Linked DNA regions of Mus musculus: region 2 is linked to region 1. The links are chromatin loops, found by intact Hi-C in ENCODE. Cell type or tissue: heart. All regions are shown on one strand.

What was found. A loop is a pair of places that touch in the nucleus more often than their neighbours do. Peaks named below come from ENCODE experiments on the same cell type or tissue, not always from the same donor. Only the 100,000 strongest peaks of a DNase experiment are listed, where the experiment ranks them.
Region 2: a loop joins it to region 1, with 2.6 times the contacts of the local background. A loop is called at or near these places in 2 of 42 quality-filtered maps.

What each region holds. Positions count from the first base shown.
Region 1 is chr12:111,669,162-111,677,161 of GRCm38, reverse strand. It overlaps Ckb (creatine kinase, brain), which reads left to right and starts at 4,824. Exons shown (of 8, transcript NM_021273.4): 1 at 4,824-4,932; 2 at 5,189-5,396; 3 at 5,583-5,737; 4 at 5,815-5,947; 5 at 6,118-6,289; 6 at 6,877-7,000; 7 at 7,148-7,337; 8 at 7,421-7,807. The coding sequence starts at 5,204. The coding sequence ends at 7,599. In heart, no CTCF peak of the experiment used is centred here; DNase peaks (open chromatin) are centred at 4,791, 5,611, 6,241, 7,541 and 3 weaker places; H3K4me3 peaks cover 3,638 bases; H3K27ac peaks cover 5,580 bases; H3K27me3 peaks cover 1,046 bases.
Region 2 is chr12:112,086,866-112,094,865 of GRCm38, reverse strand. No RefSeq gene overlaps it. Among named protein-coding and RNA genes, the nearest start is that of Aspg, 16 kb to the left of the region's middle. In heart, a CTCF peak has its summit at 3,571 (motif pointing right); a DNase peak (open chromatin) is centred at 3,625; H3K27me3 peaks cover 1,686 bases.

The DNA.
Region 1 (8,000 bases):
CCCAGCCATATCCACAGCCCCACAACCCTTTTCTTTCTTTTTTTCGTCTTTATTGAATAATTTATTTACATTTCAAATGTTTTCCCCTTTCCAGGACTTCCCTTCAGAAACTCCTTATCCCATCCTCCCTGCCCCCACAACCCCTGTTCTAACAGGGTACTTCATTCCCTTGGTGGTGCACAGCCCAATACACATCCTAATTGCCCCTCTGGAGAGTTAGACTTTTCACTTCTCCTGGGAGGTTCCTCTTCCTCAGCTTCTCGGTGGCATGGAGACCAGGCCTGATTACATCCCCACCCAACCTATGAGTTCAACGGGGGGGGGGGGGGGGGCTTGGTTCCACTTGCCCACTGCTGGCTTCTCAGTTCTTCCTGTGTACCTCTTCTACAGTCCATCTTCTCAGAACTAGTCATCTGTTATGCCCAGCCTCAGCCTGGAGTCTTCAAGCAGAACCAGCAGCTTAAGACCCTAGCTGGTGAGGTGAGGGTGGGGAGATTTCCCAGCGCAGTTTATGCACTGAGTTCTAATAAGAACAGATGCTTCATGTGGCCAGTTCACTCTCATGTCATTGAATCCTCTTCCTTACAATTTTATGACCACTTTACAGATGGGGAACAGAAAGCTAATTTGTGTAACATCATACCGACAACATGGTTCATGCAGGGCTATATTTTGTCTTTCAGACAGCCTCCCTATATAGCCTTGGCTGCCTGGAACTCACTATGTAGATCAGGCTGGTCTCAGACCCAAGAGATCTGCCTGCTCTGCCTAACAAATACTGTGCTTAAAGGTGTGCTCCACCCTGGCCTGAGGGATTCCAGTTCAAAGCCTAGAGTCAGAGAACTGATAGCGCTCTTGGGCAAGAACAGGGGCAGCCAGCCCCAGAGGAAAAGAAGCTGAAGATGTCTTTGGGGGAGGCTGCTCCACCTGCACCTCTGGCAGGGCCTAAGTTGCCAAGAGTCCCCCTTTGACTGGCACAGCCTCCTGCTGCACTGTCTGCAGCCCTCACCTCTCTTCTGACCCCTGTCAACTTCCCCTTTGCCCTCCATGAGCAAGGGAGCAGAGAGGAAGAGATACACCTTGGCCACAGACTGTGGCTAGCCTCTGGCGAACCTGGAGCCCATGGCCCTATCTGTTCTCCATTTGCCCTGCTGGACTGGACCCTGCTCTATGATTAAAAAACTCAGTCTATGATTATCAAAGACTCCTTTGATACCCCTTCCTTCTTTGTGGTTAATGTATGACTTGGTGTGATTTTGAAGGAAATGGGACCATAAATCTGGGGGGTGATGTCATCTAGCTTCTCGCCTGGGAGCTGCCAGACCAACTACCGACTCCCGAGGAGAGCAGCAGGCCCACAGTCAGGAACACAGCTAGGTTGGAAGACCCTCATCTTGCTTCCTTGCTCTGGGGGCTATCAGGACTTCCAAGCAACACCCCAGTGGGGGCCTCACATTGATACTGTCATCTGGAGGCTATAAAGGCCCCTTCACCTCCCTATCCTGCTGTCCCTTCCACTATAGCTGCATATACTCTATGAATCTGCATGATGTCCCAAGGGTAGTCACCCTAGGACCATCGGGGGATATCAGGACCTTCTGAGCCAGTACTTCTTTGTGTCTTTTCCTCTGTGTATCTGCAGAATGGGACAGTAGTCAAAGGTCACAGGAACCTGTGCCTGCACTGGGTGTGGTTTAGTGCTGGGATAATAGGCACCCTTGACTTCTGTTCCTCACCTCTACCAGAGTCCTGGTCTTGCTCTGGCAGGGAGATAAAAAGGGGTAAGGAAGGAGAAAAGGCTAAGCTGCAAATCCTGGAGACAAAGAGGAAGCCCTGAGCCCCCTACCCCCACCTCCAGCCTAGATAACAAGTTCGCTTCCTATTTCTAAAATAGAAACTTGAGCACTTGAGGCTAAGCAGAACCAGCTTCCCTGAAAGGGGTAGGGACTGGGTAGGCAGCTGCAGATATATCTGAGATGGGGAGAGGCTGCCGGGAGCACAGAATACAGGCTGAGGGCACACCTGCTGTCTAGCCAAAGACTAGGACTCCTGGAGCCCAGGCTGGCCTTGATTCTTAATCTTCCTGCCCCTCCCTTTTCCCTTTTTTTTTTTTTTTTTTGAGACAGGGTCTCTCTTTGTAACCCTGACTGCCCCAGAATGCACTATGTAGACTAGGCTGAACTTAATACACAGATATACATCTGCCTCTTCTTCCTGACTGCTGGAATACCTCCTTATGTGAGGTTTTTTTTTTTTTTAATTTATTTATTTTATATGTAAGTACACTGTAACTGTCTTCAGACATACCAGAAGAGGGCATCAGATCTCATTACGAATGATTGTGAGTCACCATGTGGTTGCTGGGATTTGAACTCAAGACCTTCAGAAGAGCAGTCGGAGCTCTTAACCACTGAGCTATCTCTCCAGCTCCCATGTGAGGTTGTTTTATTGGCTTACAAAATAGTGACTTGAGCCGGGCATGGTGGCGTACACTTTTAATCCCAGCACTCAGGAGGCAGAGGCAGGCGGATTTCTGAGTTCGAGGCCAGCCTGGTCTACAAAGTGAGTTCCAGGATAGCCAGGGCTATACTGAGAAACCCTGTCTTGAACCCCCCCCCCCAAGTGGCTTGACCTGGGCATAGTGGTTCAGTCCCATATTAGAACTTGGGATGCTGAGACAGAAAGAGCCTGGTTTATGGGATCTTGTCTCAAAACACAATAGGTTAAAGCTGGCCAAGGTGAGTGAAAAACAGGAGGAGTCTCTGTAGTAGCCCTGGGGACAGAACAGAGGTGACTTTTCAACTCTACCCAGGCAGAGGCAGGCAGGCAGTCTTTCTGCCCCGAGTTCTTCACTCCAGTCTTCTCCCCAGGCACCTGCACATTCTATCTCAGCCTGGAATTCCTGTCATACCTCACACAGTTCGCTCCTCCAGGCAGCCTGCCTCCACAGAAAGGCAGGGTCCCTGTGCCTCCTGTGCACTTTTTGTTGCACGTTCCTTGCATCTAGCACCTCATGTGTGGCTGGAGGCTCAGGGGGAGCAGTCTCCCTCAAAGCCATCTTCAGCTTCTTTTCCTCTGGGGCGTAAGTGTGCCATTAGTTCTCTGAAGCTAGGCTTTGGACTGCAATCCCTCAGAGCAGGATGGAGCATGCCTTTAAGTCCACAAGTGGATAAACAGAGGCAGGCAGAGCTCTGAGACCTGCTTGGTCTACAAAGTGAGTTCCAAGGCTAGAGAGAGAAACTGTCAAAGACAAATGACTGAAGATATTCTGTCAAACATGCAAGGATGAAGGCTTCTCTTGTTCTTGCTTTATTAGCCCAGGAGTGAGTGAGTGGCTGTGAGTGAACATTAAATATGAAAGCACAGATACTGATTTTTTTTTGAGACAGGGCTGTTCTGGACTCTCTTTTTAGAGGAAGGATCTGCCTGAGGGATCTCACAGAGATCTGCTTGTCTCTGCCTTCCTCGTGCTTGGATTGAAAGGGTGTGCTGCAGCTGGACGTGGTGGCCCATGCCTTTAATCCCAGCACTTGTGAGGCAGAGGCAGGCGAATTTCTGAGTTCGAGGCCAGCCTGGTCTACAGAGTGAGTTCCAGGACAGCCAGGGCTACACAGAGAAACCCTGTCTTAAACAAACAAACAAACCAAAAAAGAAAAAGAAAAAAAGAAAGGGTGTGCCGCCACGCAGGACCTCACCTCTCTATTTGTATCAACTGCACCATCTACCACACTTTTCTACCCACGACCATTCCCTAATGAGCATCAGATCGAATCCAAACTTTCTCCCTCTACACGTTTCCTGATCTGTTTGTAGAGAAGGGACACCGTCTTTCTGTAGGCTGCATTCCTAGAAGTGGGAATGCTAGGTCATAGAGCAATTTAAAAATTTTTTAACAAATACTGCCAAATTACTTTCCAGAAAAAGATGAAGCTGCTGGCAGCTGCAGCAGGCAAGGTGCGAACGCCTATCTTCACACATTCCAATTCACACCTGGCACTGGCTGTGGTCAAATTCCAGGTTTCCCCTGTGTGTGTGTGTGGGGGGGGGTGGCACGGGGAGAGAGACTGTTTCAATGTGTTGGATCTGATTAATGAGCTTAATTTTGACTGGTGCTTCCTCCACCCCCAGTTTGCCTGCCGGTGTTGGGGAGTTCTTTGTGGGTGCGGTGGTAGAAACCGGTCCCCCGAGAAAAGGGACAGGAGATGAGAATTTGGAGATTCAAAAACAGTCTCTAGGAACTAAATGTCTTGAATCTTTCAGGGTCTGGGTCCAAGGGTCTTGGCGGTGTTCCTTAGAGCCCGCCCAAGGTCAGAACACCCTGGGTGCTTCCGGGCGGGACCTCAGCCAGACTGCGCCTCTGGTGTTGCACCAAGAACACCCAGGAGATGCCCGCAGGCACCTTGAGGAAGGTCGGCGGCTCTGTGGCTCTTGAGGATATGGCCTGGATGCGGTGTTTGGATGCTGTACCCAATGTTAAAAACCTGGACTCTCACCATGACCCTCTCTACAACGCAGTCGGCCTGAGGAGACAGGGAAGGCAGGAGCCTCAAGTGCCATCTGGCTTCCCAGACTCAGTTTCCTGCCCCCGGCAGTGTGTGTGAAGCAGGTCTAGGATATCTATGGCTCTGGGGTTTCGTCTTAGGGATCCTGTGCGAGCACCACCGGGGTGGCCAAACTGCGCAGCGGGGTCGAGACTTGGGGACCGCTAGGGTGGGCCGCTGGGGGTGTCAAGGGCTGCTGCCTCGGACAAAGCGGCGGCACCACCCCAAAGCGCGGACCAATGGAATGAATGGGCTATAAATAGCCGCCAATGGGAGGCCGGCGACGCGCCCCTTAAGAGCTCAGGGAGCAGCGAGCAGCCGTCGTTCTTCTGCGCTGCGCCAGGAGCTGCAAGCACAGGCATCCATCGCCCCTGCTTCGTCCGGCATCCCGGTGAGCGGGTCCAAGGGCCAGGGGTATAGTCCTGCGGGGCTCTACGCTGTGGGGTGCGGGACCGGGGCATCACGCGCAGCCTCGCTGCCGGGAGCGCTCATCGGACCCGCCCGGGAACTTGGGATGCGCTGGACTCTGACGATGCAGACCTCGCTGACCTTGGTGGCGTCCAGGGAAAGTCTCGGGGGTCCCAAGTGGTTTGCAGGTCCCTGGCGGCCGGTGTTTAAATCTCCTCTGACCCCGCTCTTCCCTGCAGCCCGCTGCCGCCGCCATGCCCTTCTCCAACAGCCATAATACGCAGAAGCTGCGCTTCCCGGCCGAGGATGAGTTCCCTGATCTGAGCAGCCACAACAACCATATGGCCAAGGTGCTGACCCCGGAGCTGTACGCCGAGCTCCGTGCCAAGTGCACGCCGAGCGGCTTTACTTTGGACGACGCCATTCAGACTGGCGTAGACAATCCGGGTATGCACACCCCTGTAGCGTCAGGCTTCCGCCTCCCCAAGAAGCCCCCCGGGCAAGGATCCCACTGCTCTTCCCTGAACCTTCGGTGGGCTGGGGTCCCCTGTTCCCCTCTCCGCGCTTAGCCTTAAGAGCCTCGGCTTGCTCCTGCCTGACGGTGACGTCACTGTCGCCGCGCCCCTCCTCCAGGCCACCCGTACATCATGACTGTGGGTGCAGTGGCGGGCGACGAGGAGAGTTACGACGTATTCAAGGACCTCTTCGACCCCATTATTGAGGAGCGGCACGGCGGCTACCAGCCCAGTGATGAGCACAAGACCGACCTCAACCCAGACAACCTGCAGGTGCGGGGAATCAGGGTCCGGGCGTGCTGGGGAGAGGGGTCTCGGCGCTCACTCTAGCCACCACCTTGTATTCCCAGGGTGGCGATGACCTGGACCCCAACTACGTGCTGAGCTCGCGAGTGCGCACAGGCCGCAGCATCCGCGGCTTCTGTCTCCCCCCGCACTGCAGCCGCGGGGAGCGCCGCGCCATCGAGAAGCTGGCAGTAGAAGGTAGGGGTCGGGTAACAGCCTCCAGAGCTGCTGCGCTCTTCTCTGCGCGCGCGTTCCCACTGGGGACTGAGGGTCGAAGACCCACCTTCGCCCGCGGGGACACACTGCTGCAGGCGGGGCGGCGGGCTTGCTCGCCCGCCCACCCTGTCCTTGAACTCTGCACTCCGCAGCTCTGTCCAGCCTAGATGGCGACCTGTCTGGCAGGTACTACGCGCTCAAGAGCATGACTGAGGCGGAGCAGCAGCAGCTCATTGACGACCACTTCCTCTTCGATAAGCCTGTGTCGCCTCTGCTGCTGGCCTCCGGCATGGCCCGGGACTGGCCGGATGCTCGTGGCATATGGTACGAGCCCCCCCCCCCCCCCAGTCCCTAGAAGGTGGGGCCTGCCCTGAATTCCTAGTTTGTGCAGTGCCTCCCTCCGCCCAGGTGACCTTGGTTCTGCGGATGACTGTGGTCCTTGCGCTGCGGGAGGCCGCAGTCTCCAGGGACTCAAGGGTGGTGACCAGTCTCTTTGGCGTCTGTTCTCCGCCCTCCTCCTGGGAGCCGGCGCTTCTTGTTTTCTCTCCACCTTCTCACCCCCTTATTCCGCCGGGATCGTGCCAGGTGCCAATGACGCAAAAGCCTCCGCACCCGTCCGGGCAGGGCTCCTACCCCTGCAGACTGAGCGGGCGGAGGCGTGCTTCCTCTGGTGGGATGCTCTGGAGGCTCCAGACCCTTGCGGGCCACACAGCACATGACTGGTGATTGAGATGTATATGAGCTGCCTTCCTCCACTGTTGCTGGGATTGGCGTCTTGGTGACAGCTCACATTCCAGCACTTTGTTGAGGAAGCATTTTGTTTGAGGTCACCCACCTATAGTGTCTTTCTTGGGTGTGATCTAAGGCCACATTCTGGCAGGGACTCCAGCCTGACTTTACCCCTCTTCTAGGCACAATGACAATAAGACTTTCCTGGTGTGGATTAACGAGGAGGACCACCTGCGAGTCATCTCCATGCAGAAGGGGGGCAACATGAAGGAAGTGTTCACCCGATTCTGCACCGGCCTCACTCAGGTCAGGCCTGGGCATTCCCCAGGGCTTCCTCACTAGGGGCGTTGGTGCTGGGGAGGGATCAGGGGCAGATCAGAGCCCACATCTCCCAGGGTCCGTAGGGCTTCCGGCCAGGCTTCCTTCTCTTAACTCTCCCTTCTCCACCTTCAGATCGAAACTCTCTTCAAGTCCAAGAACTATGAGTTCATGTGGAATCCTCACCTGGGCTACATCCTCACATGCCCATCCAACCTGGGCACCGGACTGCGGGCAGGTGTGCACATCAAGCTGCCCCACCTGGGGAAGCACGAGAAGTTCTCGGAGGTGCTCAAGCGGCTGCGGCTTCAGAAGCGAGGCACAGGTGAGGGGCAGAAGGCACAGGTGAGGGGCAGAAGGTGCAGGTGTTGTCCTCAGCCCCGCTGACCTGCCCATGTCCCACCGCAGGTGGCGTGGACACCGCTGCTGTCGGTGGGGTGTTTGATGTCTCCAACGCTGACCGCCTGGGCTTCTCGGAGGTGGAACTGGTGCAGATGGTGGTGGACGGAGTGAAACTACTCATTGAGATGGAGCAACGGCTGGAGCAGGGTCAGGCAATCGATGACCTCATGCCGGCCCAGAAGTGAAGCCTGGCCCTCGCCACCATCAGGCTGCCGCTTCCTAACTTATTAACCGGGCAGTGCCCGCCATGCATCCTTGATGTTTGCCGCCTGGCGGCTGAGCCCTTAGCCTCGCTGTAGAGACTTCTGTCGCCCTGGGTAGAGTTTATTTTTTTGATGGCTAAGCTGTTGCTGACACTGAAAATAAACTAGGGTTTGGCCTGCCCTATTTCTGAGTGTTGCTTCTCCTTTCCTAGGGACAGTGTGTGTGTGTGTGTATGTATGTGTGTGTGTGTGTGTGCGCGCGCTGGCCTTCTGTGTCATCTCACCTAGCAGATGAAACATGAGCCATAGAAGATACAGGGCAGAGAGGGAGGGAGGCTCTGAGTCCAGCCTGAGCATCTAAGGACATCTGTGCTTGCAGGGTG
Region 2 (8,000 bases), 420 kb before region 1:
TAAGGACAGAAGAATTGCCAAAAAGTAAAGAGCTTTTGACCACGCAATCTCGGATGGAATTGCCAAAGGTAAGGCAGCTTTGGCCAGATCTCACACCCCTTCGCTGCCTTCTTCGGGGAAACGGGGTGCCAAGATAAGCCCCATCAGTAAATACTGTCAACTGGGCAGGATCTAGAGTCAACAAAGAGACTGACTTTCGGGTATGTCTGTGAAGGTATTTCCAGGTAGGGCTAGTCAAGGGGGGAGGCACTACCCTAAATGTGGATGGCACCATCCCATGTGGTCCTAGACTGAAGGAAACAGACAGCAAGCTGATCACCAGCTTTCATCTCCTCTGCTTCCTGACTGTGGATGCAGTGTGACCTCAAGCTCTTTCACTGGGTGCTTGGTCACGGTGATGAGAAAAGTAATACAAGTATCAATGTTGAAATTGTATTGATTGATCATGCTGGCTATTTCGTATTATATCAGCCCTTGTGGTTTAATTGTTAACCTGACATAACTTGGGAAGAGAGATTTAGTGAGGGATTGTCCATATTGAGATGTGCTGTGGGTATGTTTGTAAGGGGTTGTCTAAATTAACTGATGTGGGAAGACCCAGCCCACTGTGGGCAGCTCCATTCCCTAGACTGGGGTCCAGAACTGTCTATGAGTGGAGAAACCAAAATGAGCAGAGCAAGCAAGCAGGTAATGTGCTGTGCTTATTTCTCTCTGCTTGTCACTGTGGATACAATGTGACTAGCTGTTTGAAGCTCCTGCCTTGATGTCCCCACAATCATGGTCTGTGACCTGGAATTACAAACTGAAATAACCCCCTTTTTTCCTGCAAGTTGCTTCTTCTTTTTTTTTTTATCTCTTTTCTTTTTTTTTAAATTGGATATTTTCTTTATTTACATTTCAAATGTTTTCCCCTTTCCATGTCTCCCCTCCAGAAACCCCCATCTCCTCCTTTCTCCTGCCACTATGAGGGTGCTCCCCCATCCACCCACTCCCATCTTCCTGCCCCAGCATTCCCCTACACTGGGGCATCAAACACCCTCAGGACCAAGGGGCTCTCCTCCCATTGATGCCCCACAAGGCCATTCTCTGCTACATATGGTATAGCTGGGTCCTCAGGTACTACTGTGTCCAATTTTCTGAGGAACCACCAGACTGGTTTCCAGAGTAGTTGTACCACCTTGCAATCCCACCAGCAATGGAGAAGTGTTGCTCTTTCTCCACATCCTCACCAGCATCTGCTGTTACCTGAGTTTTTGATCTTAGCCATTTTGACTGGTGTGAGGTAGAATCTCAGGGTCATTTTGATTTGCATTGCCCTGATGACTAAGGATGTTGAACATTTCTTTAGGTGCTTCTTGGCTATTCAAGTTTACTCAGTTGAGAATTCTCTGTTAGGCTCTGTTCTCCACTTTTTAATAGGGTTATTTGGTTCTCTGGAGTTTAACTTCTTGAGTTCTTTGTATACAATGGATATTAGTCCTCTATTGGATGTAGGATTGGTGAAGATCCTGTTTATGTATCCAGTCTGTTAGTCTATGTCTTTTTATTAGGGAATTGAGTCCACTGATGTTAAGAGATATTATGGAATAGTGATTGTTGCTTCCTGCTATTTTTTATGTTATTTCTATGTTTGTGTGGCTCTCTTCTTTTGGGTTTGTTGAAAGAAGATTACTTTCTTGTTTTTTCTAGGGATTAGTTTCCCTCCTTGTGTTGGCGGTTTCCATCTATTATCCTTTTTTAGGGCTGGATTTATGAAAAGATATTCTGTAAATTTGGTTTTGACATGGACTATCTTGGTTTCTCCATCAACAGTAATTGAGAGTTTTTCTGGGTATAGTAGCCTGGGGTTGCATGCTACGTCCACTCCAGTGAAGTCTCTTAAGGTCTGTATGATATCTGCCCAGGATCTTCTAATTTTCATAGTCTCTGGTGAGAAGTCTGGTGTAATTCTGATAGGTCTGCCTTTATATGTTACTTGACCTTTTTCCTTTACTGCTTTTAATATTCTTTCTTTGTTTTGTGCTTTTGGTGTTTTGACTATTATGTGATGGGAGGAATTTCTTTTCTGGTCCAGTCTATTTGGAGTACTGTAGGTTTCTTGTATGTTCATGGGCATCTCTTTCTTTAGGTTAGGGAAGTTTTCTTTTATAACTTTGTTGAAGATATTTACTGGCCCTTTAAATTGGGAATTTTCACTTTCTTCTATACCTACTATCCTTAGATTTCATCTTCTCACTGTGTCCTAGATTTCCTGAATATTTTGGGCTTTTTGCATTTTGCATTTTCTTTGACTGTTGTGTCAATGTTTTCTATGGTATCTTCTGCACCTGAGATTCTCTCTTCTATCTCTTGTATTCTGTTGGCGATGCTTGCATCTATGACTCCTGATCTCTTTCCTAAGTTCCCTATCTCCAAAGTTGTCTCCCTTCGTTATTTCTTTATTGTTTCTATCTCCATTTTTAGATCCTGGATGGTTTTGTTCAATTCCTTCACCTGTTTGGTTGTGTTTTCCTGTAATTCTTTAAGAGAGTTTTGCGTTTCCTCTTTAAGGGCTTCTACCTGTTTACCTGTGTTCTCCTGTATTTGTTTAAGAGAGTTATTTATGTCCTTCTTAAAGTCCTCTATCCTCATCATGAGATGTGATTTTAAATCAGAGTCTTGCTTTTCTGGTGTGTTGGGGTATCCAGGGCTGGCTGTGGTGGGAGAACTGGGTTCTGATGATGCCAAGTAGCCTTGATTTCTGTTGCTTATCTTCTTGTCCTTGCCTCTTACCATCTGGTTATCTCTGGTGTTAGCTGTTCTTGCTGTCTCTGACTGTGGCTTGTCCCTTCTGCAAGCCTGTATCCTGGTACTCCTGGGAGACCAGTTTTCTCCTGTAGGAATTTGGGTATGGAGAGCAATGGCAGGGTCAGCTCCAGGGTGCAGACAGAAACCAGAAGGATCCTGTCCCTGGCTGTTCTTTGGTTCCTGTGTCCTGATGGCTCTTGGTGGGTCCCTCTTGGGTTAGGAACTTGAGCAGAAGTGGTGGTCTTACTTGTGCTCACAGGCATTTCGATACTCCTGGGAGACCATCTCTCTTCCAGCCATACTTGGGTGTGCAGAGCTGTGGCACAGGGTCAGTTCCAGGTGCAGATGGAAACCCTCAAGTTGCTTTTATCAGTATGTTTATCATAGCAACAGAAATGAACTAGGACACTAAGCGATCAACAATGCCAAACAGAAGGAGCCAGAGCACTGACTTCTATATAAACATGCTTCCAGGACTGGAGAGATGGCCACACAGCTAAGAGCAAAGAATCCAAGTTCAATTCCTAGTACCTACATGACACCTCACAACAGTCTGCAAGCCCATTTCCAGAGATTCAAAGCCCTCTTCTGTCCTTTGGGGGCACCAAACATTCATTAATGCACATATACATATGCATACAAAATACCCATAAAACAAATACACATGAAACAAACAAAAATCCTGCTTCCGTGGGTTGGTGCAGGTCTGCTCCCTGCACTCACAGGATGTCACCGACATCTGATGTCTCAGGTGCTGGCTAAGTGCAGTGCTGGAAGCGATACAGTAGGTGGCAGTGGTGTCCAAATGACCAAGTCGCATGCTAGGGAAGCCTTCCAAGACTTTCTTGAAAGTGGCTCATTGGAGAACACGATTTCAGGGGAGGACACCGGGTAAACGCTGGCAAGCTGCTCCCTCATTGCAGGTCTTCAAGAGCACAGGATAATCTCAGACTCCTCGGGAGCCTTCGAATGTTACCGTGCTCTGAGGTCAACGTGGCATTTTCCAAATAACGAATAGCACACTGAAAGGCAGGCTCTGTCTCCAGCATCTCCCTCCCTGTAGAGTGACTGCCTGGCCTTTGCAGTGAAGCTTCAGATGGGCACAGGTCCTGCCAGGCTTTCGTAAGCCCACTCTGTGGAAAGAGAAAATGCCCAAGGTGTTTGCTGGCAGGACTCTGATGCCTGCCTGTGCTGCCTCTGCTCCTCAAAGGCAGAGAGACATTAGCACAGGAACCAGCAGCTCCATGCCGCCTCTTCCCGCGTGTGCATCCTGCTTTTGCTTGCCCCCGGCTGCTCTCTCATCTCCCCACTGCTCCTGAGAGACCTCTCTCTGCTTCCTGTCCCCCCACTGCTCCTGGGAAACCTCTCTCTGCCCCCCACTCCTCTTTCACATCTTCCGCCTGTGTCCATATTTTCAAAACTCCAGATTCCGGATATTGGGGAAACACAGGGCGTTTGTCTTTCTGACTCTGCTCTTCATTTTTCTTAGCAGGATGATCTCCCAGTTCATCCATTTTTCCTGGAAAAAAAAAAGCAATTTTATTCTTTACAATTAAGGAAACCCCCAGTGAATGTGTACACCTTACCAGTTTATGTGCTGACAGGCACTGCGGTTGATTTACTATCATGGTCACAGAGAATAGTGTCAGAACAAACATTGTATAGGTATCTCTGTAACATGTTAATTTGAAATTCCTTGGGTAAAATGGAATATCAAGAGAGGTTGGTTTTGTTTTTGTTTGTTGGTTTTTTTTTTGTTTTGTTTTTTGGGTTTTTTTTTTTTTGCTTGCTTTTTGAGACAGAGTCTCTCTAGGTAGACCAGGCTGGCCTTGAATGCACAGAGAGCCACCTGCCTTTGCCTCTGAAGCACACGGATTATAAATTGAACTACTGCCGGGCGGTGGTGGCACATGCCCTTAATCCCAGCACTTGGGAAGCAGAGGCAGACAGATTTCTGGGTTCGAGGCCAGCTTGGTCTACAGAGTGAGTTCCAGGACAGCCAATGCTATACAGAGAAACCCTGTCTCAAAAAAAAAACCAAACCAAAACAAAAAAGTGTGAACTACTGTGCCTGGCCTGGAGTCTCACACACACACACATAAAATATAATTTCATTCTCTTTCAAATCTTTGGTCTCTTTTTTCTTTAATTGTTGCTGCAGATATGTCTGTCTGTCTGTGTCTATATGTCTGTCTTTATTCCTAAATGTACAAATACAACTTACTCAGTTACATGTTTTTAGGGCTGACCATGTGGTATTGGATAACCAATTGTGCTCTTCCCTAAACAAGGAAACACAAACAGATGGGCAAACATGGTGGGGGGGGGGAGAAGGGAGGAAGTGCACAAGGCCTCAACTTGGACTACAGCCGGGTGGTGTGGTGACACCCTTAATCCCAGCACTCCGGAGGCAGAGACAGGCAAATCTCTGTGAGTCGGAGGCCAGTCTGATCTACAGAGCAAGTTGCAAGACAGCCAGGGCTAAAACAGATAAACCCTACCTTGACAACAAGAAAACAAAACAAAACAAAAAGTGAAGAAGGAGGAGCAGAAGGAGGAGGAGGAGGAGGATGAGCAGGAGGAGAAGGAGAAGGAGAAGGAGCAGGAGGAGGAGGAGGAGGAGGAGGAGGAGGAGGAGGAGAAGGAGGAGAAGGAGAAGGAGGAGGAAGAGGAGGAAGAGGACAACAGGTAACTAAGGACTGCTGAGATCGGTGTAGTCTTTCCCCAGGGCTGAGCACGCATGGGCCATTTATTTATTGACCACCAGTGCCTCTGTTGACGACCGTCTGCTCATTTCCCACCGACTGCCTGACTTGTTCTCTCTGTGCTGAGGATTTTCTTTGTGGCCGAGATTTGACTGTCAGATGTTCAGCTAGCAAAGCTGTTTTCCCAACCTGTCACCTTGTTCTTGTTTCCTCTGCCACGTGAAGGATGTTAACTTTTATACAGTCCTGATGTTCAGTCCTTGCTTTGATTTCCTGAGACACCGAGTCCCTGTCAGACAATAACACTAACATCCACACTAACATCATTGTTCATTTTAGATCTGCTGATCATACATACATTCCTAAGACTTCATCTATTTCTTTTAGATCCCCCAGATTTTAAATATATACATTTAAAGAATACTCCTTAAAGACCCTGTGAATTTCGCAAGCATGTCTTCGGGCTCTCTTTTCATATCGCCTGGGTCATCTCCTCCTGATGGGTTTAGCTAATGCCTGGTGATCTTGTTTGTATTTTCAAAGAACTAACTCTGTTTACTTGACCCTTTGTTCTTATAGTCTCTCTGTCTCATCAGTCTCTGCCGCCCCCTTTATCTCCCTACCGGTTTGTGGAACAGCTTGCTCATGTTTTTCTAAGCCCTCGAGGTGCATAATTGAGTTTTGATTTATTTTGGACAAGATCTCATGTAGCCCTGTCTGCTTTCAAGCTTACTAAACCTGAGGAGGACCTTGAACCTCCCTGATCCTCCTGCCTCTGCCCCCAAAGCGAGAGCACGGGTGAGCATCACCACCTCCAGTTTATGTGGTGCTGAGGTCAAACAAAGTTTCCTCTTTTCTTTTTCTCTTTGTTTCTTCCTTCCTTCTTTCTTTCTTTTTTCCTTTATTTCTTTTCAAGACAGGGTTTCTTGTGACCCTGGGTGGCCTGGAGCTCGCTCTGTAGAGCAGGCTGGCCTCGAACTCAGAGACCTCGCTCCTGAGTGCTGGGGTCTAAGATGTGCATCACTTGCTGGTCTCTCAGACTCGGGCTTTTCAAGCTAGGCAAGTGCTCTACCAACTGAGTGATGTCCCCAGCCCAGTCCTGGTTTTTGAACTTAAGTGTTCAGACCTCTCTCTGAATTAATCGCCTTTGTTGTATCCCGAAGGCTGGCCTCAGATTTGGGCTCGGCCCGCAGCAGCCTCCTGAGTCCTGAGATTACTGGCATGTGCCTCCAGGCCTGGCTCTCTGCTTTCTGGGAGTGGAGCTGCTCTGAGTCAAGACTTGAGTTTCAGCATCTGAATAAGCAGCCCTGAAGAAACAACGGCTCACACCACACTTGTCCGGGTCTCCATCTCTGTCGGCCTTTGATCCTGACTAACATGTTCCACACTTGTTCACTGGCTATGCATTCTTTTCTGTTTTGTTTTGAGTTCACACCTTATCAGATAGGAGATGTGTCTGGCTGCCTGTAACACAGACCAAACCCAAAAAGCCTTGCAGGGCCATGTCGTAGAAAGTTACTGGCAAGGCAGGGCCTGAGGGAGCATCTGGAAACTTGGGTTTCTGGAGACTTCCACCATTCTCCAACCGACGAAGGCAGCTCACATCTGTGCAGGCTTTAAGCAGGGTGCAGGTGAAGCAGGGCTGCCTGTATGAGTGCTCTACAGAGCTTCCTGGTAGACACCATTCAGCACTGTGGCTGATGGGGCTCTTCTGACAGAACTGGGCAAGGGGCTGGCCTTGGAAGTGTGAGGCTTTAGCATAGTGTGGGCACCTTAGTTTTTAACCAGACCAGTGAGGGGCTGATATGTGGATCTGGCTCCAGATACAACCATCCCTATTCACTGCTAGCTCCGCCTTCTCAAATCCATCTCATGTCCACAGTTGTTTTCATGAGTTTTAAAGAGCACGCACTGGTTATCTTACATCCTGGGCATTTCACACGTGTTAGCAGTGTAAGGTCTCATTTCCTTCTGGCTGGCTGTGATTATACTCTGTGATCTCCTCTTTGATGCAAGAGTGGTCTAGGAACATGCTGTTTGCATTTAACTGGTGAACAGTTGAAAGGGGGAGGCTATGTTTTTATTGTGCATGTGCACAATTTTAATGGACTATGATGAAAGCGTGGTTTCTAAATTCTTCTCATTAAAAACATGTCTCTTTATAACCAGGCACCATCACCTTATGTAAATCTCTCACAAAAAATATTGCAAGCCATGCCGAGCTGGAACTTGTGACCCTCCTGCCCCTGACTGGCAGGTAGCTGGGATCACAGGCCTGGCCTTCTCCTGGCATTTCAAAGGCCTCCTGTGCCCCGTGCATTCCTCAGCAGTACAGGGCTAGGATGTCCAGGATCAGACATTTCCAGATGGAAGATGAGACCCCGTGTCATCATGTGCTCTGTGCCTCCCCAGCTTTCCCTCCCTTTGGCCCAGAGCCCAAACATCCTGTTTGGCTCAGCACGTGGCAAGCAGGGAGTCTCCACACACATTTTCAGAATGCCTTCAGCC